Linked DNA regions of Mus musculus: regions 1, 3, 4 and 5 are each linked to region 2. A link is a loop called in an ENCODE intact Hi-C map of the cell type or tissue named here. Cell type or tissue: heart. All regions are shown on one strand. Each heading gives the region's core, and the rest is flanking DNA. Links, peaks and the distances in the headings are about the cores only.

Region 1 (5,776 bases), core at 337-5,336, 90 kb after region 2:
GCCGTGGCATCCCAGGTCCTTGGAGGGCACCAAAGCCATAGATCTACCCACAATGCCTTCCTGCGCCAGATCCCTGAAGTGAGACACTGGAGACTACCTACTGACTTAAAGCTCCAGGAAGCCGTGCCCTACCTTGCCTGGCCAGCACGGTCCCTAAAGGAGCAGAGCCCCTATAGTGAGAGCATTTGATCATGTCATTGTGGGGAGCTGCACCCCAACCCCTCCTGTGGCCTGCTCTGTCTCAGCTGGGCTGTAGAGCTCTGGGCTGGGGTGGCTTCCTGCCTTGGGAACACAGGAAACCACATTGTTGGGATCTAAATGGCCTTTTCCTCTAGAACTTGGGTCAGAAAATGCACACACACAGCCACAGTGTGCACCTGACCTGGCCATAACCACCCCAGGCCTTGGCTCTTCCCCAGCCACCGGGTCACCCATCTGTTCACTGAGCCCGGCCCATGGCTCAGGCCTAGAGGCTAGAGGTATGCAAAGGCCACAGTGCACAGATGTTTGCTCAAACACTATTCTAAGTGTTTCTGTAAGGTGTTTTTGAAACAAGATTGAAAGCATTTTAAATTAGTAATGGAACCTGTAGTGATTTGAATATGTTTGCCCTGCCCCCATAGACGCATGTGTTTGAGTGCTTGGCCAACAGGGAGTTGGACTTTTGGGAGGTGTGGCCTTGTTGGAAGAAGTGCCTCACCATGGATGTGACTTTGAGGTCTCCTACATGTGCTCAAGCTCCACCCAGTGGACCTCAGTCTCCTCTGGCTGCCTTTGGATCAGGAGGTAGAACTCTCAGCTCCTTCTCCAGCACCATGTCTGCCTGCATGCTGCCATGTTTCCCGCCATGATGAGAATGGACTGAACCTCTGAAACTGTAAACCAGCCCCAATTAAACGTTTGCCTTTATAAAAGGTGCCTTGGTCGTGATGTCTCTTCACAGCAATGAAACCCTAACTAAGACAGCCTCTAAGCAGAGCATGTTACCCTCTGAGGTGTGGATGAGCCTTGTCCAATCAGCTGAGCACTGAAGAGGAAGCGACTGGACTCCCCTAGCAAGAGAAACTTGGCCAGAACCCTGTGCTTGAACTTGACCTGCAAGACTTGTCCCCAAGTCTCCAGCCTAATGGCCCTCAGCAAAACTTGCCAAACCCCCATTGTCACAGGATCCAGTCCCTAAAAGTCAATTGCTATGTTCCCATCCATATATCTACCCATTCATCTCTCTATGTATCCTTCCACCCACCATCCACCCATCGTATATTCAGTACATACCTACAATCCACCCTTCCTTCCATCCATCAGTCCATCCATCCTTCCATCCATCAACTCATCCATCATTCCATCCATCCATCCATCAATCCATCCATCCTTCTGTCCATCTAGAGATCTAGCCTTCCTTCCACCTCTAGTCTGTCTTTTGTGTTTTGGGCTTTCACGGAAGGGTCCGTGATTCTCTCCTGCCTACTTCAGCTGCAGGAATGCCAAGTGCAGGGTGGGGACGGGTGACATCGGTGGAGCTGGAGGACTAGGCAATGAGAAAGCAAGTGACAACCAATCTCTTCAGAGCCAGGGCTTCCTCCTGGCAGTAGAAGGGCCCTGTGGAGACAGGGTCCCAGATGCTGACAGTCCCTACCCCAGCCACCCAAGCCCTTCAGCGTCTGGTCCAGTTTCACACTGTGTTGAGGTCAAGACTCAAAGATTGAGAGAACCCAGAAAACACAGGTTACGCTCTAATGACAAAGAATAAAAGTTCACCATGTGTGGGGAGTAGAGCAAGCCCAGGGTGAGTGTGTGCTGTTGACACAGCTACAGTCATGTCAAGGGCACCAAAGCCTCAGACTCATACGTAACTGGCAAAGCCCCTCCCTCCCCACTGGGGTGGGGCTCAGAGGGACTGCAAAGCTTCCCTCTGGTCTGCGTGTGAATGTTGACAGCATGCAGAAAATATCCACTGTAGCTTTCTCTCCCAACCACCAAGATGTTTACAGCCTGAAGATTGCCCCCCTACAGAGACAGCTCCTACAGAGACTAGCTAAACTTGCCTCCTCATTCAGAGGTATACACTAACCCCACTCACTGTTCAGCTGTCTAATAAACACACTAAACTACTGAGCTATGGCAGTTTCTCTATCAGAGAGCCTAGTTCACTGGGTCCCAACTTCTCTGTCTCTCTGAATATATGTTCCTCTCTTTTCTTCATTCCCTTGCATCCCAGAAGCCATACAAGGACTTGGTAACCATGGCCCCTCCGCTAGGAAACAGGTTGTACATCCATATCTGGTGGTCCTGGCTGTGTGAATCAATGGATAGATGGATGGATGGATGGATGGATGGATGGATGGATGGATGGATGGATGGATGGATGGGTGGATGGGTGGATGGGTGGATGGATGATGGATAGGTAGACTGGGTGGATGGATGGATGGACTGACCAACAGGATAAAGTGGATGAGTCTATAAGTAAAATGAATAGTGGATGGATGGGTGAGGGAAAAATATGGAGTAGATGAATGAACATAGGATGGATGGATGGATGGATGGATGGATGGATGGATGGATGGATGGATGGATGGATGGATGGATACCAGAGTCATCCTCCCACCTCCTTGCTGGGCTGCTCACTAGGTCTTCTGAAGCCAGGTCCTGACACCCAGTGGAGTGTCTGGCCTGGAGTCCAGGCTTTCCTCAGCCTCGAGGTTCAGGGTGAAACTGGGGGTACCCATGCACATGGGAGTCAGATGCACTGTCAGCCAACCCTAGGATTCCCTTTCTCACTGTTCCTGCTTCTGCCTCTCAGGAGAGGGGAAGATTCCAGGAGGAAGAGAGTGAAGAGCAAGAGGAGACAGAAATGAATTTATATGACCTGAAGGTACAGGACAGGATGGAGGCTGTTATATAATCAAAATACGGAAGTTTAAACTCTCTCCCCCAGATCCCTTGTGGAGCCCCTGCTGGATCTCTTGGGAGAAAGGCGACTCCCTGTGGCTGATTTGGGTATTGCAAGCATTTTGTTGGCTAGATCAAGGCTAGGTGAGTATGGACAGCAATGCCTTTGGCCATTCAGGCATTTCCTGGAGACAGACAGACAGACAGACAGACAGACAGACACACACACACACACACACACACACACACACCATAGCTCTCTAGTCAAACAGTCCTACCTCCATACCCAACTGCTTTCCCTTGACCCCTCCAGAGTTCAGATCCCAAAAGCCTCACTCTGGCCCTAAAGACGAATGAAAGACACAATAACCACCAACCTGTTTTCTCATCTATAAAGCAGGTATAAGACCAGCATCTTGCATAAGCTATAAATACTTGGTGCTTAGTCCTCAGTAAGTGTCTTAGCAATTGTTCTGGGCTCTAATACCCACTGCCTGGCTCCTCTGAGCTTTGACATGTTGGGGGAAGTACAGACTGATAGGTTGAGCCGGAAAGAGCTCAGTCCCCTAGCATGGGGTAGGATGGACAGGACAAGGGCTGAGGCTCGCAGGCCTGTAGCTAGTGCTGTGTCTCAAAGGTAGTGAGGACTCCAAAGGCTTTAGCCAGGGTGTTGGTATAACTAGATACACACTCTTCAGACCTAGAGAAGCTACTGGAGAGAGGGTTAGAGAGGCAGCTGCCTGGGTAGGAGCCATAGTGGGAAGTTCAGAGACTCAGCCACACAGAGACCCTGGTGGTAGACAGGATGTAGGGCTGAGAGAACCTCATCTGTGCAAGTAACCAGGTTTGCAGGGAAACGGTGTTAGTCACAGGTACTGGCTGCCCTTCAGGATCTGTGACAAGACAGTTCTCTCTGGGACACAGAGACCCTTCTAAAAGCACATGACATCAGTGAGTGGGAAAGCCCAGTTAGCCCACTGGGATTTTGGGCTGTTTAAAGTCAACTCAAACCACTGGAAGTAGAGGACAGTGGCTCTACTTCTTTGCGCTGGGGGCCAGGGGGTGCAGGGGACAAGCACACGCTAGTCATGTTTCTTCCATGCACCAACCATGCACTTTGCATACTCTGACTGCACATTTCCCATGCACTAGCCACAAGCCTTCCACACAGCAAGCATGCCCCTTCTGGCACCTTCCACATTGCCAATATGTACCTTGGTTGGTTGGCTGGTTGCTTTTTCAAGACAGGATTTCTCTGGCTGATTTGGAACTCACTCTCTAGACCAGGCTATCCTTGAACTCAGGGAACTCGAGGATCTGCCTGCTTCTGCCTCCTGAGTGCTGGGATTAAGGGTGTATGCACCATCACCCAGTGCTATCATATCTTTCATGATCTCCATGGCATCCGAATGACTTTCATCACCTGCCACTAGACTCCGCCACCCTGACCATCCCCACACAGCCACATCCTACACACAGACCTTCCTATGCTACCTGGTTACCATCCACGTTAGACCTATACCTTCACACAGTCTCTACCATTAATCACCATGCCATCCACTGCCACGTCATCACACACTCCATGTGCTTGTCACCTAGCTAGGTGTTCAGTGTCCTCCAAAAGATAAGAGATAGGCACACATGCTCAGTAGAGACCCCACACACCCCAAACCAGACCAGTCCAACAACAACAACAACAACAACAACAACATGCCCTGGATCCCATCAACCACGCACCTTTGCAAACACAGCCTTCCCGAGTGATGGCCTGCCGGCAGATGCCACAGGGCTTCACCTTCTTGAAGGCCTTCACCTTGAAGTGGTGGGTCTTGGGGGCCTCCAGGTCTTCTGGCTGTGGGAAGAAATGCCCAGAGATCAATCAAGTGAATACTGGGGTCTTGGAAAGGAGGCAAGGGCAGAGGAGGAAAAACTGGCCAGACAGGAAAAACCAAGGCAAGTACCCTGGTAGGAATGAAGTGCCTAAGGACCAAGAACAGTATAGGGCTGATGGAACAGTCATGCCAGGCTCCCAGACTAGGAGGATCAGTGGACAGGGCACAGACAGTGACTGCAGACTCTAGCACCCAGGCAGGGCTCACCCTCTATGGCTTCCACTCATGTTTCTCTTCCCACTCACTTTGGTATTTTAGGGTACAAACTAAACTGCAGTTAAGCGACTAAGTTTAAATGTGCGTCTTCATTGGGCAGAGCTAACGCTGAGTGGCCTGGCGCTTGCCTAGTGTAAGATCCTGATCTGCTTCCCAGCCATTACAAAACATACATGCCGAAAGAATATTCCTTGCTACAACATACCCAGTGCACCTCGTGTAACTATGTTCCAGTGGCTATTGCATGACTCCTCCCAGTTAAAACCTCCCACAGGAACCCCAAGTTCTGGACACCTTCTACATACCAACCACATAGCCCATATGTACCTTCTACACGCCAACCATACACAGTCCTGGGACCTCCCTTAGCAGCAAATTGCTTCACTCTATTGTACGCTCTGTACAGATGGAGTTATCAGTCTGTAACCTAGTGTGCAGGGTCTCTCATGAAACATTTGCATGTTCTGATGTAATGCAGCCATTCCTTCTGCTTCGCGGCTGTGTAGTATTCCAGGTGTGAGTGCAGTAAATGTATTTATCTGTTCCACGGTGGGTGGCCCCGAATCTCTGTAGCCCACATTCCAGCATGTCATTTCCCTGTCTTCAGACTACCATTCACCCTAGTCTGAGGGTCCTGCTGCCTTCATTTTTATTTCCTATTCTTTTGTTGTTGTTGTTTTGTTTTGTTCTTGCGGCGGGGGGTGGGGGTGGGGGGTTCGAGACAGGGTTTCTCTGTATAGCCCTAGCTGTCCTGAAACTCACTCTGTAAACCAGGCTGG
Region 2 (5,776 bases), core at 309-5,308:
TCTGTGTGAGTGTGTGTGTGTCGGTCTGTGTGTGTATGTCTGTGTGTATCTGTCTGTGTGTGTCTGTGTGTGTGTATTCCAGACCTGAAGTTGATTTAGACAGAGCCTTAAGTGGGTAGAAGACTCTAGCCTCCCCTAACCAAATTTCTTCCTCCTTATTGCCACCATCCCTACGTACATGCACCCCTCTGTGGGATCCTTGTTTCCGGCCTCAGCTGGCCCCACAAGACATTTTCGAGTTATCACGACAGAAACTACATCATGTTTCTCTTTGATTCCAGCACTTAATACTGATCCCGATATTAAGACACCTGGGAATGCTAGAAAACTGACTCCTGGTGGTCACAGGGGACAAGGCAGATAGAAAAAGAAAGAATGGAGCAAGCAGTAGAGAAAGGTGGGAGGCACAAACATCCCAGAGGTCCTGAGGTGCAGGGAACCAGAAAGGAACTGAGCTTGGTCTCGTTCCTAGGCCACCCCAACCTAAGTCCTGACCGGTCCCATTCTCCTTCAGTCCCCTCACACTGTCACCCCTGAGACTGGACAGACCACATGGTTCAGAGAAGATGGTTCCTGCATCTGCGACACCATCTCACACTGGGCTCCTCTCCTGCTACAAGAAGAGGCAACCCCATCCTGCCCCTGTCAGGGAGCCCACCTTTGAAGGCCTCATCCAGATCTTCCTTCCCAAAAACAACCCCCAAGTCATGGATGGCACAGGTGTGGAACTGCACTCGGAAGATGACGTCTCGAGCCGGGCTCCGGAATTTCTTATGATAACACTTCAGCTGGATGAGAAGTGGACAAAGGGGGGAAAGTCAAGTCTCAGAGAGCTTCTTAACTGGCTTCATCAGCTGAGTCCCAAATCTCACCCCAAACCCACGAGAGAGAGATCAGAAATACCAAAAAAGACCTCAGAGCTCTTTGGGAGACTTCTAGAACAGAAGAGAAGGGGAACAGTCTGGCGTTGTGGGGACTAATGCACTCCCAGCTGTTCCCGAATAGAGGTGGGCATTCAAAAAGGCAATGTGTCTTAAACTATGGCAAGCAGGATTGGCATTAGGACTGGGAGTGTCTTTGTCACTAGTCTAGAGCTAGAAGGTCACAGTTCACACTGAGTGGCAGTTCCCTGAAGATGTCCCAGAGCAAAAGATGAAACTAGGAAAAGAATATTCTCTCCAAGGGAAGAAGTTGGATCATGATGATGTGTGTCTGGGAGGGATACAGGAACCCACAGTTCTAAACTCAAGCTTACAGGGGAATAGTCGCATGTCCCATGTCCCCAGGGTAGGTCAGGAACAGGACAAGAGAAGGGATACTTGAGAAGGAGGGTAGAGCTCACCAAGATGTCTCCCTTCAAGAGCAGCCCTGGTTCAATGGTGATACAGATGCTGGCCTGGCTGTCTCCAGGGATGTTGCTGAGGGAGAGAGGTGACGAGGGAGCTCTGCTGAGGAAACAGCCTCAGCTCTCCCTTCCTCCTGACCCACCCCATCCTCCTTCACAGACCACTTACTAAATGCCAGATGTGTACACAGGTTGCATGGCTTGGTAGATGCGGAGAAAGGGCCGGCACCCTGTCAGAGAGGGGGAGGGGAGTGTGAGGTTAGAACCAGAAATGGTTGGAGGGAGGAGGGACAAAGGGAAAGGCAAAGAGGGAAAAAAGAAAGAGAAAAAGAAGGAAACACGAACATAAAGGAAGCCTAACTTCCCTTCTCAGTCATTTTAAATAGGCAAAACATCGACTCCTCCAGTGTCTTCTGCCACCAGGCATGACCAGGAGTCAACCTGACATTGCAGAGTAGGGTTGAGCTCTTCTGAGAGCCCCACACAAGCCCAGATGATACCACAGCTTACCACCCAAGAAGGAAATAGAGGCTGAAGGGAAGGGATGGGGCAGGTACCTCCTTTAGACTCAAAGTTGGGGATGCCGTGCATGATCACATGATGCAGAAACAAAGGCTTGTTGTTCATTTTGATGGAGCCAGAGAGTAGGCCACTGAAGTAGTGCACATATCTGCGCAGGAATAAGGTGTCATTAGTGAAGGGACTGTGTAGTCCCTTCCAGCCACCCACTCACCCAACCAGCCATCCACCCACCCACCAGCCTTTCCACACATCCATCCACCTACCTATCCACTCACCCACTCATCCACCCATCCTCCACCCACCCATCCACTCATCCACCCACTCACATATCCACTCACCCAGTCACCCACCCATCCTCCCCATCCATCCATCCATCCATCCATCCATCCATCCACCCACATATTTATCTACCCCTCTATACATTCATTATTTATCCATTCTTTCTTTAAGAACACCACCGTAGGCTACCATCTACCCCCATACACATGACACATGCACCCACCCAGGCCACATGATAGTTAAGTTTTTCCAGCCAGGGCATGCCTCCAAACTTGCTGAGCCCCAGGATGAAAATGAAAAAAAAAAAAAAAAAATCTGCAAATTTCAGAGCCTGGAACTCACTTGGCGTTCTCTAGCACCCTCTCGTGGTGAACATGAGTATCTCTCTCACGTCTCATTTCTAGCCCAAGCATCAAGTAAACACCCCTAACAACTTACTGAGGCAAACCTTACTTATGACTATTCTCATAGACCCTAATATATTCTCAATCTCTCTCTCTCTCTCTCTCTCTCTCTCTCTCTCTCTCTCTCTCTCTCTCTCTCTCTCTCTCTCTCTCTCTCCCTCCCTCTCTCTCTCTCTCTCTCTCTCTCTCTCTCTCACACACACACACACACACACACAGAGGAAACAGTAAAAGTTTGATAACTACAGTACTTATTTTATTTCTTCCTAAACGTATGGAATTTTGTATATTAACTTCTTGACTTGGGATCTGAGATAATTAACTTCCAATAAGTATCCTAACTCTAAGCTGGTTTGTAGTTGGGTTTTCGTTTCTTTAGCGATTTTATTTATGCTGTGTGTGTGTGTGTGTGTGTGTGTGTGTGTGTGTGTGTGTGTGTGTGTTGCTAGAGATTAGACCTGGGGTCTCCTGCATGCTAAGCAGTCAACAGACTGAGCCACATAGGCAGCTCCAGAAACCTCCCAGTTCTTCTAATAAAAATCTTGCTGCCGGAACAGAAGGGGACTGAGCCATCTCGTTTCTTTCTAGCAGAGACAGAAAGCCAGGTCCAGAAAGAGTTGTGACACACATCAAGATCACATAAATCAGGGAATGGGAGAGGGAAGGAAAGAAGGAAAGTCTAGACTTTGAAGCATCTCCAAACCACAGGTCAGTCCTCTGGTGCTGGCTGGTTGACATTTCCTCCTTTTCTGATTCTCTAGAGAGCCAGGTTGAACCAGATAAACCAATCAAATGCAGCCTGGGACTCTATAATAGCCAATAGCTCCACAGGAGGGTAAGACTCTAATTATGACACCAGAAGACCTCTCCCCACCCCCATCTCTTGGCCCCTAGGCCCTCCTCCAGTCCCCAGTCCCTGAGCCTGGGTGGGGCCATCTCAGTCTCCCCTAGCAAGATAATCTGATGGGCACTGCCAGCTCCTATTCAGGGCCCTGTCCAGTCCTCCCCCCCCCCCCCCCCCCCCGCCCGTTACTCAAACCGGAAACCTGGAATGGCAGGTTTCCATCAGATCTCCTGACCAGGCCAACAGGATGTGTCTGTGTTCTGGGGACAATGAGTCCCGAGGGCGGGTGACAATGAGTGAGTGACCCACAGGCAGAGCCCCTCCCGCTCACTCCTTGCTTTCCCTGTCCAACTACCGGGTTCCCTGTGAGCACCACTGACAAGGGAACAGAGGGAAAGTGGCGGGGAATGTTCCGGAAGCCAACAGCTGCACTTTCTCATGTGTGTAGAGAAGGTGGCCTGCCCCCAACACAGGCACTGGCCCATGGGATCTGTTGGCAGACACGAATAACGCACACAGTCAAATTCACGTGACAACTGCATTGCACGCAGGCATGTGAGGAGGATTGGACCTCTTCTCTTTCTCATTAGGGGAAGCTTGGTCTCTGCTGCTCGGCATCACAGCGACTGTTCAGCCCACCGTCTCCAAGTCTCAGGGAGACACAGGGATGCTCCACATTCTTATTCATAAGTAGACTGTAACCTTCAGAACCAAAGGTGACTGAGACCAAGCTGTCGTGTGCACATGACAGACCCCCGGGAGCTGGTGCGTGGTATCCGACCTGCACTGAAGGCTCCTAGGAGGCCAGTAGTCAGTGAGGATGTGCTGGGCTCCTGGGTACCTGGCAAGTACTTGTGCACTTGTACTTGGGCTTCCAACTACAATGGCAACAGTCCTCAGGACTGACTGCAGCTCCTATCCAGATAAGCAAGATGAGGGCATGGATGTGTATTGGGGATCCTCAAGTATAAAGAGGCAGAAAAGGCCCTTGGAATCTGCAGCTAAGTCCTTAGGGGCTCCAGAAGCCATGGGAGCCTTTAGCCTCCAGCCTTCCTGCCTGCTCTGCCCAGCCCCCCTACTCTTGGTCAGGTCTCCCCACTTCCACCCTGCCCATTCAGACCTTACCCCTGGCATGCGTTACTCTGACCCAGCCCCATTGGCTGCCCGTCACTCTAGCAGTAGTGGTTTGAATTTTCTTCAAAACCACCTATTGGCCTCTGCAGCAACTATCTGTTTGTAAGCAAGCACTTGCCCACACACATCCTTGTGTGAAAGATTTAGTGCCTTGTCCTTGGTGTGAGAATGGGGTTGAGCCAGCACAGGTAGTTAGCAGGCCCACCACACACAGCCATACCAGAATTCCTACTTTCTAGGTTTCCAGTCTAGGCTTGGGCTTGCTATGACTGCAGCCTCCCCGGGATTGGTTTACCCTTGATGCTGCTCATGGCCCCTGTGGGTCAGACATCACTGAATGTCACAGGTATCATCCATGGGCAGATCCCTGCAAGGTAGCAGGTGGCATTGCCAGACCCTGACTCCCAGCATCCTAGCTCTTGCCCACATTCCAGCTCAGCCACCACTCACTGCGACCCCTGGCCCTGGCTCTACCCTGACCTCAAGTGTCTCATCCGTAAAAGAAGGGTCCCCTGGATATCATCAGTGGCCCAGGTAGGGCTTCAAAGTCATCTCCACCAGAGATTCCAGGCTGTCTCCATAAAAAACAGCCAGTTCTGTCCATCACCCTCCATGCCAGAGCACTCCCCAGAGTGGGTCTTCTCTTTCTTCCCTTCTTTCTCTCCTTTTTCTCTTTCTCCTTCTCTATTCCATTTCTCTTGTCTTCTCTCTCTCTCTCTCTACTCTGCCCTCTCTCCCTATCCCTCTGTTTCTGCCTCTCTGTATTCTCCCCCAACCTCTGTCCTTCTTCATCTCCAACTCTCCCCCCTCTCCCTTTGGCTTTTTTTTTTTTCACTTGTTTAATGCCTATACTCTAAAAAGAACCACAGCTCCCTCAGGGAAAGGAAGGGACTCTGCTCTGTCAGCCTGGATGTCCCAGTACCCACAGCTACAGCAGAGTTCCTCAACTGTGGCAATGAATGACTCCATCTGGTCCTGCTTCCGTCTGGGCTATTACTATGACACTCCAGTAAGAATGTGTGGCTGGGGCCCTTAGCAAAACATTATAAATTCTCCCGAGAGAAGGTGTCTCTTATAGAGCTACCTATGATCTCCCAGGACAGGCATTAGGGACATCAATGTATGTGTACTCATCCACAGGCTGGAATGACCCTGCCACCAGGGCCAACCAAGAACAGCATGTGTCTTCCTTACATGGGGGCTTGCTCCCCTACAGTCATGCCATAACAGCATGTTTTCTGCTAGAGG
Region 3 (5,776 bases), core at 195-5,194, 140 kb after region 2:
CACTTGTCCCTGAATACAAACATCCCTGTCCCTGTCGCTGTCACACAGGGTACATACAAACCCTCCCACTCCTCCTCCCCTGACTCACCCACCTCCAGCGCCCGCCCCTGATTTCCTTCTCAGGTCGCAGCCCCAGTTATTCACCCCTGCCCACTCCCACATGACCAATGGGCATCCCCCCACCATGGCAAGGCTGGCTGCAGAGAGTGTGGGAGGGAGTAAGAGTCCTGAGCCCATAGAGAGACCACAGAAGGGTTGGGGCCATGTCTGAAGAGCAGCAGAATAAAACAGGAAAGTGGATGGTCAGCCTGGAGAGCTCTGCCAAGCAAGAGGTAGGAGCATCAAGGTATGTACAGTGGTGTCTGAGATGCCTCCCAGGGCTCTCTACTCGAATCCCCAACCCCCAGTGAGCAGCTCAGACTTACCCTCAAAGGGATAACCCAGGATCTGAGATAGGGAGAGCTACTGTCTCCTCATCAACCCTGGACATCTTGCAAGGTAGAGGAGTGAGAGGCTCTGAGCTGGGGTGGGGGTTGGAGAGGATATCCTAATGACTTTGGAGGGACAGGAAGCTAAGAGCTCTAGCATGTCACCCCAGTTCTGTGCCCATCACCAGGAACTGGGATACCCAATTCTTACTTCCAGGCTCCCCGAGTCCTCCCCCGGATTATTTCATGAGAATCCAGCTAGGACACCAGCCACTTTGGGACACAGATGACAATTCCGTCCCCAGATCTATCATTCATTGTGACCAGTCACTGTCTACCACCTTGCAGGATAGAGCGTTCCATTTACAAGTTCCCAACCCTGTGCCTCTGCCTGTGGCATATAACCACCAATATGCTCTCATCTGTGCCCTAGTGGTGTAGCCAGTCAAGTGGTGCAGAGGAGAGTCTTGGGCACTTGACGCACTCACAAAAACATGTGCATAAGTACATATTGCCATATCGGCCCGCCTCTGTCCGTATGGAGGTGCCCTGGGATGTGGTTGCAGGATGCACTTGGAGTCAACGCTAACTCTGCTGGCCTCCAGTGGAGAAGGAACTGAAGGGCCCCAGTCTCGCCCAGAACAAAGTCAGCACACCATCCCATGAGACTGCTCCTCCTATCCCGAGAGGGAGACTAGGGTTCTGCAAGGGCTGAACTAGAGATGGCCAGTCCCTGCTGATACAAAACACCATTTTTTTTCCTCTCCAGGAAAATACAGAGCCTATGCAAAGCCCGGGGTGTCCAGCCAGCCTGCTTCCCTGGTCATCACTATTTTTGCTCCTGGTCACTTTTCAGCATCCAGGTTCCAAGACTCACCGAGAAAAGAATAGGAGGGAGGAGAAAGGGGGACTCTACTGGACCCACCCACCTCCTCAGATCCTACTGTGGGCCCTGCTGGCTCTGACAGCCCCGTTCCTCCTGGTAGAAAACACCAAGACAGCCACCATTCTGCCCCCCCCCCCCCCACTCCAAGCTAAGAGGATATTAACCTTTCTCTCCTCACCCCAGCACCCTTGGGTGGTTCCAAATTCTCACTAATAGCCTGCTGCCTCCCTCTCTCTGCCTCTTGCTTTTTCCTCTTTCTTCTTGCTTGTTTTGGGTTTTTTGTCTTACTAGTTTTGGTGTTTGGGAGAGTTTGAGTTGGGGGATTTGGTTGGTTTTAGTTTGTTGGAGAAACGATCTCACTATGCTGGCCTTGGCTTAGAACCTCCCTGCTTCAATTTCTCTAGCAGTGGATCACAGACCTGGCACCAACGTCTCACAGGTATTTGCCCTTCAAGGACACCAGAGGCCCAGGTGTGACCTCCACAGAACTGACTGCAGGGCCCTCCCACTCTCCTACCTACACCTTCCCAGACTCCTTACTGTCCCAGATGGACCGGGCTCTGCCGTGCCCGCTGCCCGCATCCGGCCCACAGCTCCCTACCTGAAGCAGCAGCCGCCTCCTCGGGTCGGGCGCCGCACCCCCGGGCTCACAGCGCTCGGGCCGCGCGGGGCCCGGCGGAGTCCCGGGGGGCTGCGGGCCGCAGGAGGGCAGAGGCTCGAGCGCCTCGCAGCACACCAGGCTCACGGTGCAGCCCATCCGGCCCGGGACCCGGCGGGCCCGGGGCGGGGACGCGGACTACCCGCGAGCCGGCCCGCCCCCCAGCCCCAGCGACCTCTCGGCCCCAGGCGTCTGCGACGTGGGGAAGAAGGGCGACGCCCCCGGCCCGCCCCGTCGGAGTCCGCCTCCGCCTCCGCCACCGCTCTGCCAGGCAGTGGGAGTGCGGGGCCTGGCGAGGGGCGGCGACACGGACGCTGGAGGCAGAAGGCGGGGAGGGGACCCGAGGGCGCGGGAAGGCGGGAGGGGCGGCGGCGGGATCCCCGGGACAGGCTGAACTGGGAACGCAAGAGAGCGACGCCGTGACTAGTGAGCGACTGAGAGACTGACACCAGAGAAGGGATCTGAAGGGACAGAGACGGTGGCATGGAGGACGAGGGGAGCGCCGGGGTTAGATCTGGCTCTGCACCGGGCAGAAGGGCGGGACATGGAGCAGAGAACAGCACGTTTGGGGATCGCTCTGAGCCCTACTTACAAGTAGTTCCTCGAGCTCGTAAAAGTAGTTCTAGAAGTCCCTAACCCTTGGTTTTAAGTGACATGCCAGCCTGGCCTAGAAAAAGGATGACCCCAGCACCAGGAAGTTGAACGAGAGCAGCGGGAAAGACCACCCTACACCGAGCAGCCCACCTGGCGTTTCCATCCCCGGGAAGTGGGTACCAGGGCTGGAAGGAAGGCACCCCAACACTGACTGGGATCCCGCAGCTGGCTGGGGTAAGAGGAGGGAGAAAGACACTTGGTGGCCGTTTGCCCCTTCTCCCCACCTGTGTCACTTTCAGTCCAGTGACAGAAGAGACAACTCGAGAAAAGGAGCCCACTAGCGCTTCTGTCAGCCCCTTTCCGCCATCTACTGGCAACAAGACAGAAAGACAGGAGCAGGTGCCCGGGAAAGGAAGCCCCTGCCGGTGTTGTGTTTTGCCACCAACTGGCCTCATGCCAGATGACTTTGAGGAAGCCACCCATTCTGCCTCAGTGCCCTGATCTTTCTCTACCACTTCTCCCTGGCCAGGGTTGGTCCAGCCCCCTTCAGGCTGGGCTGAGTCACTCCCCAGGCAGGAGAGCTGGAAAAGACTGTGCAGAGCCCACAGTCACAAGGGACATACTCAGGCTACAGAATCCTGCCCACATCCCAAACAGACAAGCTTTTCTCAGGTGAGCACGGGAGTCCCTGGGCTTGGGGATTAGGTAGAGAGACCCTAGAAAAGGTCTGTAGAGAACTTCTTTTTTGTTTGTTTTTTGTTTTTTGTTTTTTTGAGACAGGGTTTCTCTGTATAGCCCTGGCTGTCCTGGAGCTTACTTTGTAGCCCAGGCTGGCCTCGAACTCAGAAATCCGCCTGCCTCTGCCTCTCCAGTGCTGGGATTAAAGGCGTGCGCCACCACGCCCAGCTTGTAGAGAACTTCTGTCTAACCCTTGGTGTACAGGTCAGGAAAGTGGAGCCTAAGAAAGGGTGACCAGTCCAGGACGGGACCTTTATCTTCTGACTCCCGATCCTGGGCCCCATGCACTGCTGTCCTAGCCTTTCTTTTCTTCTTTTCCCTTTCTTCCCCCCATGATCCACTGCTACAGGATCATGCCAGAGCTACCCTGCCCACAAACTCCAGCACTCCTGCCTGGGAAGCTGGACACCTGGCCTGGCTTTTGATGCCAGGATCTCAGCCTAAGCTCATTCAACATCCTTCAAGGGCAACAGTATCCCTCTCTGAGCCCCAGGACCCTTGAGAGACAGAAGTAGAGTTCTACGAGAGAGGGTGGTGGGATTCAAACCAGGCACCCTGCTCCCCACACCGAACATTGGTTCAGTCCCAATGTTGCACCCTCTGTCTACTTCTGCATGCTTTCCCAGAGAACATACATTTTCCACTCAGCTGGGGCCCTGGAAAGGATGAATGTGGGTCCCAAGGCAATGACACTCTGCTGAGGCTCAGGGGCTAGTCCGGGGGAAAGGAGGTGACAGTTCCCCTAGCTGGGTGTCCCCATGGTGCAGGCATTCTGTTCGACTCATAAGGAAGTCTGAGCTCAGCTTACAGCTTTGTGATACTGGGCTGAGATTTACCCTCTCTGTGCCTAGTCACCATGTGTAATGCTATGCTCTGGAGGCTACTAAGGGGATTGAATGAGACAAAGATGTCAGCAATGGCCAGGGTGACCAACACCAGTGATAGCTCAATAAGTAGAGACTGCTGATACCATTGCATGCACTAGCAAGATTTTGCTGAAAGGACCCAGATATGGCTGTCTCTTATGAGACTATGCCGGGGCCTAGAAAACACAGAAGTGGATGCTCACAGTCAGCTATTAGATGGATCATAGGGCCCCCAATGGAGGAGCTAGAGAAAGTACCCAAGGAGCTAAAGGGAACTGCAACCCTATAGGTGGAACAACAATATGAACTAACCAGTACCCCGGAGCTCTTGTCTCTAGCTGCATATGTATCAAAAGATGGCCTAGTCAGCCATCACTGGAAAGAGAGGCCCATTGGACTTGCAAACTTTATATGCCCCAGTACAGGGGAACGCCAGGGCCAAAAAGGGGGAGTGGGTGGGTAGGGGATTGTGGGGGTGGGTATGGGGGACTTTTGGGATAGCATTGGAAATGTAAATGAGGAAAATACCTAATAAAAAAAAGAAACAGAAAAAAATTAAGTAGAGGCCATATTCATGTCTTTATATCAGTCTTCAAGACACAACTGGCAGCTGGGTGGTGATGGAGCATGCTTTTAGTGCCAGCACTCAATAAGCAGAGCCCACCCTGGTCTACAGAACAAGTTCCAGGACAGCCAGGGCTACACAGAGAAACCCTATCTCAGAGAGAGAGAGGGAGAGAGAGACAGACAGAGAGGAGGAAGAGGAAGAGGAAGGAGGAGGAGGAGGAGGAGGAGGAAGAGGAAGAGGAAGAGGAAGAGGAAGAGGAAGAGGAAGAGGAAGAGGAAGAGGAAGAAGAAGAAGAAGAAGAAGAAGAAGAAGAAGAAGAAGAAGAAGAAGAAGAAGAAGAAATAATAATAACAACTGGGATTCCTTGCATTAAACTATAAAAGAAAAAAGAAAAAGAAAAGAAGGAAGAAAGAATTGTGCTTCATTCTGCCAGTTAACTCATTGTGTGACCCTGGTTTGCTCTCATTCCCTCTCAAGTCTAAACTCTCATCCCGTCCATATGTAAGGAAAGCAAGCAGCTGAACCCAGAGGATCACAGGGAATCCCATCACTTCCGAGTCTTCATGGCCAACAACGGGACCATCCTCAAGATCAGCAGAAGCCTGAAAAGTGAGTATGCCCTGTGAGATTTTTTTTCTGGGGCTGAGTTTCAGGAGACAGGAGGAGTCTGGAGAGCATCTCCCTTATAGGCCTGGCTCCCTGATGTCTGCTCTCTACCATCCGCCTCACAGATGCAGTCTCTGCCATCCTCCAGGGATATGGGGACGGGCAGGAGCCAGTGACAGAAACCAGCGCTGAGCTACACAGACTCTGTGGCTGCCTGGAGCTGCTACTGCAGGTGGGACCCTCTACCTTCCCTCCCCGCCCCTGCTGATTCCTTAGCTTTCAATACTCTGGAAGGCTTTCCCAGATGCATACCCAAGCCACTGTCTCCCTTGGTTATCAGGCACTGTCTGCTTTCTCAGTGAGCAAGTCTTTTGTGGCATAAACTTTCTTCCAGAAGCTAGGACTAATCCTCATTCTTTCCTTATTTTTATC
Region 4 (5,776 bases), core at 346-5,345, 210 kb after region 2:
CAGGGGATGAAATAATCTCCAGTGGGCAGCATTCCCGTGATATTTCCAAATTCTTTCTCAAAGTCACCCTCAGGATTAGTCCAGATGAAATATTCAGCCTCGGCCATTGTTTGATCTAGGTGAAAGGTAAGAAAGAGAGATAAGATTTAGTAACCAAATTCAAGTGTTGTGAGTGTTGAGGGGGTAGTATTGGCTTCTCTGTTGCCTTGACAACCAAAGTTCACCCCCTTTGCCTTCAACTTGAACTTTGGTAGGTTAGCTTCCTAATGCTGTCAAAGTCCTTGGACAGTCAGTCTGAGTATAGAATAAAACCCATGGGAGATACCTTTGCCTTCAGTTGGCTCTACAGTTCTCAACTCTATGCCCAGCTCTTCCTTGTCTCCTCTTAACCATCTTTGTCCTCAGCCACGCCCCTGGGTTCAGATACAGTCACCAGGTTGTTCTTACACTCAGGGAAGAGCCAGCACACAGCAAACGGAAGGAGGCAAGGTGTATCTGGGCGTCCCCTCCAACCTTATGTCTTATATATGCCCCCTCATTATTGTTTGCAATTTTTGTAAAGACATATTATTTTTCATTGCTTTTATTTATGTATAAGTGCATATGAACTTGTCTGTGTGTCTATATGTAGAGGTCAGAAGAAGGCATCTGATCCCTTGGAACTGGAGCTACCAGGAGTAGCGAGCTGCCCAAAGTGGGTCCTAGGAACCAAATCCTCAGGAGCACTCCATGCTCCTAACCACTGAGCTATCTCCCCAGCCCCTTGTTTGCCTTTCTTAAAACCTACCTGGAGAAAGAGGTGATAACTTCAGATTACATTACACTGTACTCTGCGCCTTGTCTTCTGATGAGATTGTCTCCAGCTTTCACAGTTGTAAACATCGCGTCAAAAGCACACAGAAGAGGCCAAAGCAATGATTCAGTGAGGTGCCTGCGTGCTGCCAAGCCGAAAACCTGAACTTGATCCCCAGAGCCCACATGGTAGAAGGAAAGAACTACCTCATGTAGGTTATTCTCTGGCCTCCACACCTAAGCTCACACACACATTAAGCGTGAAATAGAAAAATTTTAAATGCATGTCAAGGGTTGGTGAGATACCTCGGCAGAGCTTGTCACACAAGCCTGACACCTTGAGTTTGCTCCCAGAATCTATGATGGAAGAAGGAAACCAGCTCCTTAAAATTGTCCTCTAGCCTCTGGCCTCTGTATATAGTCCTGCACACTTGCACACACACACACACACACACACACACACACACACACACACTTGAGACATGAGAACACGTGTGCACCTCTACCCAACACCAGGGCTCTGTAATCTGGAAGTATTTAGAAGTTAACTGAGTTTAAGATGAGGATACAGTTACCTAATGCCCACTCTCAATGGCTACCTTACCTGGGGCCTTTAATCCCCAAAGATTTCCACTTATCAACTGCAGATTGTGGGAAGATAGGGAGCTCTCCCAGCTTCCAGGCCTTGGATTCTATGGCAAGGGCAACCACATCCCTACCCCTTGGGATGCTCTCTCAGTGCCAGAGTTTGCATCTTCACAGAAGATGAAGGTTAGAGAGAAGCAATCAACACTGAGCCAGGAAACTGTTCACTGCAGCCACATAACAGGAAAGCAATAAAAAGCAATGGCTGAGGGGAGGGGGGCTGTGACCGTAAGCACCTAGGAAGTCAGAGTTGCGTACCTAGACACAGTGAGGGGACAAGAAACCATTTATCAGAAATCCCTTAGTCCCACAGAAACCAGTGTGTTTTCTAAAATAAAGTTGGACCAAGCCTTCCTACCCCAACATGTGGACTGACACACAGCTGACACAGGCGTCCTACCTGAGGCACCAGCTGGGTCCGTTCCTTGTGTGCGGGAGGAGCCTGCAGCTCAGGAAACAGAATGATCAAACAACCGAAGGGACTGGATGAATAAAAGAAAGAGGGAGAAACCACACCTCCCCCTAGAGCCCCGCCCACATCTGCATTTGGGTACAGATGAAGTCATGGGGCCCGGCAGTATCAGAGATTCTGAGTTCCGTAGGCTTAGCAGGGTGACCCTGCAGTTAAGGGTGTTCTCTCTAACTCCTTCCCTCCATAGATGATCACTTCTACCATCTTCAGTTTCTTGAATTTACCTGCACGTGCCACCCCTAAGTTTCCTAATAGATTACCTTGAGAAGTTTCTAACTTCCCAAGGGGAATAAGAAAGGGGGCAGTACAGACTTCCTATAACAGAAGTTTCAGAAGTCCACGGTGGGAAAGACTTAGGGAGTCTAAAGGAGAACTTAGCGGAAAGCTGGTGGTAGGGTCTACACTTAAGCTGTGTTTGGACAGCACGCAGACATTTATGTTGGTGCTGGAATAGAACCCAGGACCCAGTGCATGCTGGGACAAGTATCCTACCGCTGAGCTACACCTGCAACCCCAATGCTTGCTGTTTTGTTTTGTTTTGTTTTGTTTTGTTTTGAGACAGAGTCTCTCATAGCCCATGCTGACCTTAAGTCCATAAACCTTCATCTCTCTCCCAAATATTGGCATTACAAGTATACACCACTATGCCCAGCTATAAGCACGCCATTTTCACTTATATTTATAGGCATCTTTAGGGTCATGTGGTAGAGATTTTGGAAGGAAAACCTTTCCTTTACACTCTCTTTTACTTCCAATTATTGCTTGGTTACAGTAGAGCTGAGGTTTGGGGCATGGCCACTCCTTCCCTGAAGTCTATCAGAAGATCATGAGGGCTGGGAAAACAGTGAAAGACCATCTGGGGGTGATGCCATTACTGCTCCCCATTTGGTACTGAAGGACAGCTTCTTTAGGAAGCTGCCTGAGAAGTCCCTGAGCAACTCACAGCTGACCCCTGACTTTATTCCTAGGGTTCAGTGGACTGGTTAGTTTGAACTATCAACTAAACACAACCTAGAGTCATCTGAGAAGGGAATCCCAATTGAGGGATTTCTCAGATCAGACAGGCCTGTGGGCATATCTGTGGAAGATTGTCTTGATCTCTAATTGATGTAGGAGGGCCCAGCCCACTGTGGGAGGCACCATCCCCAAGCAGGTGGCCCTGGTCTGTATAAGAAAACTTGGTAGGGATGGAAAAATGGCTGACTGGGTTAAGAGCACAGACTGTGGGCTGGAGAGATGGCTCGGCAGTTAAGAGCACTGACTGTTCTTCCAATTCCCAGTTCAATTCCCAGCAACCAGATGATGGCTCACAGCCATCTGTAATGGGATCCGATGTCCTCTTCTGGTGTGTCTGAAGACAGCGACAGTGTGCTCATAAACATTATACAAACAAATAAAAGAACATGGCCTGCTCTTCTGGAGGACTCAAGGTTGGTCCCCAACATCCACATGGTAGCTTCAAAAGGTCTGTAGCTCCAGTCTCAGGGGAAATCTGATGCCCTCTGCTGGCTTCTGAGGGCAGCACATGCACACGGTGCTCAGATGTCCGTGCAGGCACAACACCCACGTACACAAAATTGCCTATTCTATGCATGTCAAGATGAACTTTTCCTGCAAGTGGTTTACAAAGAATTGCGTTTAAAATTTAACATTTTCACGCTTATTGCCTGTTATAATTTTATGCTTATAATTCCCACGGTAAAAATGCCCTCTATTATCTTGTGTACATTTCAATACCATAATCCTTCTTTTCCAAATAAAAATGAAACCTTCAGTTTCAGAAACTAAAGAATGTTTAATGAAAGCCAGCCAGCCACGGCCCTGTGAGTGAGCCAACAAGAAGTGTTCCTCTGTGGTTTCTGCCTCAAACCCCTGTTCAAGATCCTGCCCTGAATCCCCTCAGGGTTGGACCAGGACCTGTACGCAAAATAAATCCTTTCCTCCCCTGGGTTGCTTTTAGTCACAATCTTCTCTCAGAGAAACAGCGATGAAGCGGGAACTCTCCTAAACCTTTTCCCACTACACTGTGAGTTCCACTATGCTGTGACAATGCGTTTGCAGGGGAGGCTCCTGCTTTGCGCTGTCTGCAGCTAGAGAGCAAAGGTCCCCTTTCCAATTCGCCTTTGGACCTGTCCTCTGCCAGGAAACACAGCATGTGACTGCCAAGGGTTGTCAACGAAATGCTGTTTCTCTCGAAACTCATGGAGTACACCTCACACTGCACCACTCTAAAAGGGTCCTAACTAAGACAGGGGTCAAGGTCTGTCTAAGACTCAGATTTTAAACCACATATAGTAGTGCACACCTATAATCCCAGAACTCAGGAGCGAAGGCGGGACGTTATCATAAATTTGAGGCCACCCTGAGCTACATAGTAAATTCCAGGTCAGCCAGGGCTACCTAGAAAGACTCTGTCTCAAAAGACCAAACAGTAGATAAATAAACAAACAAATAGGGGTTGGAGAGATGGCTCAGCAGATGCTCACTAGATGCTCTTGCCGAAGACCCGGGCTCGGTACCAAGCACCCACACTGAGCAGATCACAACAGCTTGTAAATCCAACGTCAGGAAATCCGGCCCCTAAGTGCTACTCGTGCATAGGGCACACATACAGGTAAAATACACACAGCAAAATACCTACACACGTGACATCATAAAATTTAAAATTTAACCCAGTGGTGGCACATGCCTTTAATCCCAGCCCTTGGGAGGCAGAGGCAGATGGATCTCTGAGTTCAACACCAGCTTAGACTACAAAGTGAGTTCCAGGACAGCCAGGACTACACAGAAAAACCCTGACTTGAAAAATAAAAATAAAAGATTTTCTTTTCAAAACATTTTTTAAAAATTAAAATTTAAACTAGACAAAGATCTACTAGCTCAAGTTCTTTGAATATAGTTATCACTTGCTTTTCCTAAGTCCCCTGTTGAGGCAGTTCACAACTTTTGTGAATTTTTATGAATCTTGGAGCAATTGGGAAGGGCTGGATCAGCCCTGCAGCCCAGGAGCAAAGGGGAAACAGCCCCTCGGGATGAGCGTGGTAGAGACAGCAGCCTTTTCAGAAAGATAGAGCTGGAGAATGAAGGTTAGAAGCATCTCTCAGCTCAAGGTCAGGTAAAGCATTTTGCTGGAGGAAGGGAAAGGCACAAAGATATAGAGAGAAACAAAGCATTCCCGGTTGAAAGGGCAAGCCAGCCTCCCAATGCATCTTCTGCTCTCCATTTCCCACCCACAACCGCTCCCAAGCATACCAGGCACAGTGTTCCCAACAGGGATGAACACTCAGTGCCACAAAGATGACTGTGACAGACGCAGCCTGGATGCCAGGCAACCAGCGATGTGTGGGAGTCTTCGTGATATCATCCTTAACACTGTCTCAAACTCAATGATTTGCCATTGAGGTGGACAGCCACACAGTAGGGCTCTGTGTGGTCTTTCATGCATGCGTACACACTTTTAACACATAAACATCTGTTTACATCCTTCCAGAAGAATCCACTTCGATCTGAAGGTCAAAGGGGAAGCGGGTTTTCCCCCCTCTCCCTGTGACATCCCCGTGGTCACAGCAACAAGGTTAGAGGACAAGTCTGTGACTTGTGATGAGCCAATCAAAGCCAAAGTCAGGTGTTTGCTCAGTGTGAAGCATGTTACGTCATCTTGAGGTAACTGATGGACATTTCTGTTACCACAAATGACAATGTTGTCTGAGAACCCAAACAAACATATCCAGAAGGAAGAAGATCTAAGAAAATAATCAGAAATCGGAGCCAGGGTTCTGTGCGAACCTTGCCCAGGGCCTTCTTCTCTCTGTACTTTCCTGTCACAGGAGCCTGTAAATTTCTTATGCAGTTCAAGCCAGTTCAGGA
Region 5 (5,776 bases), core at 274-5,273, 60 kb before region 2:
CCTGCGTGTGTGTGTGTGTGTGTGTGTGTGTGTGTGTGTGCGTGTGTGCATGCATAATGCCACAACCTGCATGTGGAGGTCAGAGGACAACCTTGGCCCTTGCCTGCGACCTTGTTTGAGGCAGGGGCTCTTGTTCACTGTTACATATGCCAGGTTAGCTGGCCTGTAAGCTTTTAGAGACTCTTCTGTCCCACCTCCTATCCCAACACAGAAGTATCTGATTATAAACACACACTCCTGTGTTCTGTTTTTACATGGGTCCTTTGTTTGCACAGCAAGTGTTTTACCCCCTGAGCCATCTTCTCTGCCCCAAGAACACTCTTCCGGGAACAGTATGGGCCTGGATCGGAAGTCAGCTCAACTACCAGGTAAATGTACAATGACTGCAACTGTTGCAATCAAGCAACAGGAACTCTGTGAGCCTTAGAGTGTTCCTGTGTAAAGCAAGGATAACAATTCCTAATTACTCAGTGGGCGGGGGATTAGATGAGTCCTTAGCTCAGGCTGCCACCCAGCATGTGCTCAATAGGAGGCTGTGACAGTGACAGCCATCCAAACAACATACTCTCCCAGCTTATTATTCCGTCCTCCTCATCCCGCACACTGTCATTACAGCATCCCTATGCTAGCCATGCTTTAAAAATACAGCACACACAGGCAAGGAACTCAGGCCTACGAGCCGATGACCCACCCGCAGTCTTCCGCCAAGGGATGACTGGGACAGACGTCCTAACTTTTGGGCAAGTAGACATGTAAGAGAAGAGACACACCTGGCATCGAATACTTAGAAAAGTCCGGAAGCGTGTGAGAGAAGGAGACGGTGCTGCTCCCACTGGCCATGCCATTGGCGACAGGCGAGGAAGACACTTTCCCATTGATGGTGGCATAGTTGGGGAGGCTGCCTGCCCGGTCTCCCACTGACATTCTTCGCTTCTCTGGTAAGGCTGGTGTGGGGCTCCCCTGCCGGAAGGCTGCTGAGTCTGGCGAGGGTGAGGTGGCAGGGCTGCTCAGGCCAGGGTAGTAGGCAGGAGAGACAGGGAATGACGGTGTGGATGGGGCCTGGTAGCCAGAGGCACTGCTTTGCCGGGACAGTGTTGGTCTTCGGTCCTCAGGGGTAGAGTAGCCACCATAAGCTGCATGCCGGTCCAAGCTGGGGCTTCCAGGAACCACGGATCCAGACCCACCCAGGTGCCGGCCCAAGCTTGGGCTCCCAGGGCTGATGACTGCATTGCTGTGGAGACTGGAGGCCAGATTCCCTTGGTGGGCACCAGGGTGTCGGCCCAGGCTTGGGCTTCCCGGAGTGGTGACCACACTGCTGTGGAGGCCTGGAACTTGATGGCTTCCCACTGGGTGCCGGCCCAGGCTGGGGCTTCCAGGAGTGGTAGCTGCACTGGCTGGGTGGCCAGAAACCACGTTACCATGGAAACCTGGACCAGATGGACCCATCACCTGCCGATGGCTCAAACTGGGACTACCAGGGGCAGCCATGGTGGGGTTGACGGCCCGCCGGCCAAAACCAGGGCTAGGTGGAGTGTTGGTACCCACTGTCCTGTGTCGTGCCTGAGGGCTCCCAGGTACCATGTGGACACTGGCCGCACTGTACTGTGGCTGGCCTTGGCTTTCTGGAGAAGAGCTGAATGGTTGGAGGGAGTAGTCAGGGCTGTTGTAGCTGCTGCCACCAACAGGGACAGGCGAGGAGCTCTGATAACTCAGTGCTGCAGGGCTCGGCTGCCCCAAGCTGCCTGAGCGGATGCTGGAGTCCAGCATAGGCTGGAAGGGTGTCCGGGGACCCTGGTCACTGCTCACCACTGATGGGAAACTGCCCACGGAAGTGCTAGAGAGAGAGAGAGATGACAGGTAAAAAGGTCAGTGTATGATATTTAATAAAGGGTGGACTTTGGCTGAGTGGCCAGCATCCTTCAACCACTAAGAACGGTAAGAGCTCCACTCAGTCAAGAGGAAGTCGGGGCTTTCTATATATTACATAATGGAACCATCAGAAGAGGAAACTGAGGGTCAGAGAGTTTAAGGAGTAAGCTCAGTACCATAGGGATCTAAAAGGCAAGCTTTCAACTCAGCTGCATCTGACTCCAAAACCCACACTTTCTCTCCTGACCCGCTAATCATAGCTAGGGAAACTAAAGGCAGCTGTCCTAGTGTAAGCCCTTCCGCACCACAGAAACTTAACAGAGAAGGTCAAATCACTTGGCTCTATTCCTATTAGGGGACAACTTGACTCTATTTCTCTGGGTGTTTTATCATTTCCTCGGAGTGCTAAAACTGGCCTGGGTGACTCCAAAAAGCAAAGAAAAAAAAAATCACATAGGATAGTCCCCGAAATTAGTAGACTTCAGGTTATTGGGAAGTCTATCTTTAGCACACACACACACACACACACACACACAGATCTGGTCATTAATGAGTCCCCTGTTTAGGCACAAGCTGGTAGACCCGGGACTTGTTTCAGGTGGAATAGAACAAGGTTGCCCAGAGACCAGGGGAAGCAGCCACTAGAGGGAGGCGGCAAGCAGCTGATGCTCCCCAGCCCCAGGGAAAGAAAGGTCTTTACAGAGCTAGGGCCCCAGGTAGGAGAGGCTGTGCTCTAGGGCCAGCAAGAGGCAGGGACAGGGAGAGGCCAAGACGAACACCCTGGAGACAAACTAGACTGATGACGGGGAGCTGCGGCAGGCTGCACCACGCTGCACAGCGGCAAAGGATGGTGATGAGAGTAGGGGTCCTATGGTGGAGCTCTAGAGCTTCCGGAAGGAGCAGCCCGGTACAGAGACAGAATGAGGAAGAAGCCAGGGAATGAGAGAACCTGACTCCTACCACCTCTCCATCCCTGGCACAGGTGGCCTCCACCTTGTGGGGAGGAAGGAAGGCGGACTGAACGTGTAGGAGTGTGTCTCCGTGGAGGGTTCAGAACTGGGGTCCAACGAGAATGTCTCTGTTCATCTCTTGGCAGCCTGGACAGGGCTCAGGGCTCGACCAATATGGGTGTGAGTAGCAAACTGACCCCAGTGAAGGAGGAAAGCTGGAGTCTGGAAGCCATGGGGATCCCAGCACCCAGGGCAGTGGGCTCCAGAAGAGCCAGGGGGCAGGGTCTCCACTGTCTGGGAGACTTGTACTTATTAACCAGCTTCATCCTCCCTGCTGGGCATTCTGACTCTAGACCTCGCCCAAACCCATCTCAACCTCTTTCCCATCATGACATGGAGTCTTGGTCTCACCACCCATCCTCAAAGCTTCCCAGTGCACCCCAAGCAGGAGCTTTTCTGAAGGATTGGCCTCTCCTACCCAGCCCTGGGGATCCCATTTGCTCCCTGTCTGGCTCCCTCTGATGGATTCCAGTAGCATCTGTCTATCATGATGCATCCCTGGTGGATTGCATGCTCTGAGCTGCCCTTCTGCCTACATCATGCACCCTAGTCCTCTGCCCCTGACCTACATCTTCACCTTGGTGCATCCTGACATCCTTCTGGGTTCCTGCTATATATCACCATTCTTCAACACACACACACACACACACACACACACACACACACACACACACACACTTCCCTGGCTAGAAGTAACTGTCCCTGCTTTGTGCCCCCAGATACTGTGTTTCTGGTCCATGCTGTGCACAGGTGGCACCTGTCTATGCACACCACTCAGGTCTCTGAAGAATGGAGAGAGGGAGAGAGAGAGAGAGAGAGACTGACTCCAGACACATATACCTGTAGGTTGAAGCCTGTTTCTGCCTCTGCTCAGCTACCGCCCCTTTGAGTCTCAGTTGCCTCTTCTGAGAAATGGGACCAGCAAATCTTAATTCTTAAGACTGCAGCAGAAAGCATATGACTATCCAAAGCTTTGAGGAAGGCAGCCTGTTGCCTGGGGTGGAGCTTCCCACCGGGAGACTAACAACAGGAAGGACTGTTCACTGGCGCGGCCTCAGGCCCAGATTCTTACACCATGTTCCCCACTCTCGGCTTACCTGTCAGCACTGAGGATGGGGCTGCTTGTGGAGAGGGGGCTCGGGGAGACAAAGGAGCCCCCTGGGGTCCCGTTCCTCAGGGGTGTCTCGTGCCCATAGGCGTGAGCAGCTGGTGCGCTGAAGCTCTTAGGCTCAACGTCCTGAGCTCGAGGCCCTGCCACCGCTGTCCTCGCCACGGACTCCACATAGCTCCGGGGCTCTAGAAGGAAAGAGACAAAGAATGAGCATAGATGTGGTAGGAGTCCACCCACCCTACCAGGGACTACAGCACACCCAGAGTCCAGCCTGAGAAAGAGACAGCATAGAAACCTTCCCCAGGACATTGGGGTGCTTTACTGAGGCTCCTGCTTGCCCTTACTCCCCAGCCTGAGGCGAGCTTTAAGGAGCTTTCAGAACTCTCTGCTCCCCTAGGCTCTGCCTCTGCAAAAGGCCACTAGCTCTCCCTCCAAGACTGTGCTTGTTCAAGGCTGGCCTCCCCTTTGCAGTCTTATTTCCGCCCAGCCCTAGCAGGGTCCCCAGATGCTCCTAGAGCAGCCCCAAAGCCATCACCTTCGCCCACATCTCAGGAAAGCACCCAGCTTGCTCGTTAAGCAATACCCAGTGCCAGCTACTGCACACTCACCAGCCCCTTCCTGCCAAGACACCCCACCCATGTGTGCATAACACACTCAACATTCCCCGGAAGACAGAGAACCCCGTGCCCGGGTGGAGCCAGACATACTGTGTCCACTGTGGTACAACCGACATGCCAAGCCCTGTACAGAAGGGTTTCATACACAGTATCCCCCACCTCGTGTTCATTAGTGACACAGAGGCCATTTGACAAATGATGAGACTGAGTCCTGAAGATGACCAGGCATGTTGGACCCAGGCTCCCATGGCCTCAGAGGCGAGCCCTATGCTAATTAGAACAAGGATCAGTGTTCTGGTCTTCTCCAGGGACGTTATCATATGAAGGAGGTGGATGTCATTGCCACCACCTAGGACCCTTGCCACCATCTTTGTTGCCTCAGAGAAACAAGATCTGAGCACAAATGCCTAGCTGCCACAACCACAAAATTCACCAAAGCCAGCCAGGGAAATGCTGCCAACCTGGGAGAGCCAGGCCCTGCAGCCCTTGAGGGCCAAGACCAGTGACCTAAGTAGGAGAGCCCCTTCCCAGGTTCCTCAGGACAGGTGGATGAAGGAACGTTGAGACACATAAATTAATAGCTTGCTCCCTCAACTGGAGGAAAACCTGGAAAGAGGGAGTTACCTGGGGTGTCGAGAACACACTCCATAGAGGCTCCCCACCATCCACACCCAAGCCCTGGTGATGCAGGAGCCGCCACCTGGGCACGCTGAACTGGAGGTCAGCTTGAGGGGAGAGCAGGCAGAGCCTCCCTCAGCAGCGCAGGCCTTCACCACACTTCACAGGCTACACAGGCCGATCTGACAGAGAAGGTTTGAACTTTGACCTCCCCAGGCCCCGGCACTAGGCAGGAGGAAATGCTGTGACGCACGCAGAACTGGTCAGATTCTCTGCAAACAGCTTAGGTGGGAAGGTCAGAGGGTCCCTGTCGCAATCACTCAAGCCAGTCGCCATGCATGACAGGGTCCGTGAACAACAGCCAAATGAATGGACACGGCTGTCTGCCACAGAATTCTCTTTAGGAAACAAGGTAGCAGGTGAATTGGTTGGTGGTCTGCTCTAGCTTGTCCCCTCAGCCCAGAGAAGGAGAGTAATTTGCTCAGGACACAAAACCAGCCTAGGGCTGTGCCTAGCACCATGTCTCCAACCTCACAATATAGGTTCTGGCT

Evidence for each region. Hi-C counts contacts between places; a loop is a spot of excess contacts. Peaks named below come from ENCODE experiments on the same cell type or tissue, not always from the same donor. Only the 100,000 strongest peaks of a DNase experiment are listed, where the experiment ranks them.
Region 1: it touches region 2 in a loop (4-fold over the local background); 24 of 42 quality-filtered maps call a loop at or near these places.
Region 3: it touches region 2 in a loop (4-fold over the local background); 13 of 42 quality-filtered maps call a loop at or near these places.
Region 4: a loop joins it to region 2, with 2.0 times the contacts of the local background. A loop is called at or near these places in 2 of 42 quality-filtered maps.
Region 5: it touches region 2 in a loop (2.7-fold over the local background); 12 of 42 quality-filtered maps call a loop at or near these places.

What each region holds. Positions count from the first base shown.
Region 1 is chr1:74,074,573-74,080,348 of GRCm38, forward strand. It overlaps Tns1 (tensin 1), which reads right to left. Exons shown (of 33, transcript NM_001289895.2): 2 at 4,627-4,741. Among named protein-coding and RNA genes, the nearest start is that of Gm31637, 18 kb to the right of the region's middle. In heart, for the core only: CTCF peaks have their summits at 761 and 2,982; DNase peaks (open chromatin) are centred at 339 and 2,979; H3K27ac peaks cover 690 bases; H3K27me3 peaks cover 454 bases.
Region 2 is chr1:73,984,361-73,990,136 of GRCm38, forward strand. It overlaps Tns1 (tensin 1), which reads right to left. Exons shown (of 33, transcript NM_001289895.2): 13 at 1,903-2,015; 14 at 1,515-1,575; 15 at 1,343-1,418; 16 at 659-788. Among named protein-coding and RNA genes, the nearest start is that of Gm39664, 44 kb to the right of the region's middle. In heart, for the core only: a CTCF peak has its summit at 2,519 (motif pointing left); DNase peaks (open chromatin) are centred at 2,261 and 3,611; H3K27ac peaks cover 1,379 bases.
Region 3 is chr1:74,122,377-74,128,152 of GRCm38, forward strand. It overlaps Tns1 (tensin 1), which reads right to left and starts at 2,172. Exons shown (of 33, transcript NM_001289895.2): 1 at 1,916-2,172. The coding sequence starts at 2,071. It overlaps Rufy4 (RUN and FYVE domain containing 4), which reads left to right and starts at 3,165. Exons shown (of 12, transcript NM_001170641.1): 1 at 3,165-3,238; 2 at 5,216-5,347; 3 at 5,470-5,576. The coding sequence starts at 5,302. In heart, for the core only: CTCF peaks have their summits at 1,024 and 2,940 (motif pointing left); DNase peaks (open chromatin) are centred at 2,245 and 2,915; H3K4me3 peaks cover 1,867 bases; H3K27ac peaks cover 1,119 bases; H3K27me3 peaks cover 1,503 bases.
Region 4 is chr1:74,192,755-74,198,530 of GRCm38, forward strand. It overlaps Cxcr1 (chemokine (C-X-C motif) receptor 1), which reads right to left and starts at 1,877. Exons shown (of 2, transcript NM_178241.4): 1 at 1,838-1,877; 2 at 1-115. The coding sequence starts at 107. In heart, for the core only: a CTCF peak has its summit at 3,427 (motif pointing left); no DNase peak of the experiment used is centred there.
Region 5 is chr1:73,923,936-73,929,711 of GRCm38, forward strand. Tns1 (tensin 1) reads right to left here. Exons shown (of 33, transcript NM_001289895.2): 23 at 3,977-4,175; 24 at 771-1,834. Among named protein-coding and RNA genes, the nearest start is that of 6030407O03Rik, 62 kb to the left of the region's middle. In heart, for the core only: a CTCF peak has its summit at 2,519 (motif pointing right); DNase peaks (open chromatin) are centred at 1,476, 2,636 and 4,666; H3K27ac peaks cover 531 bases.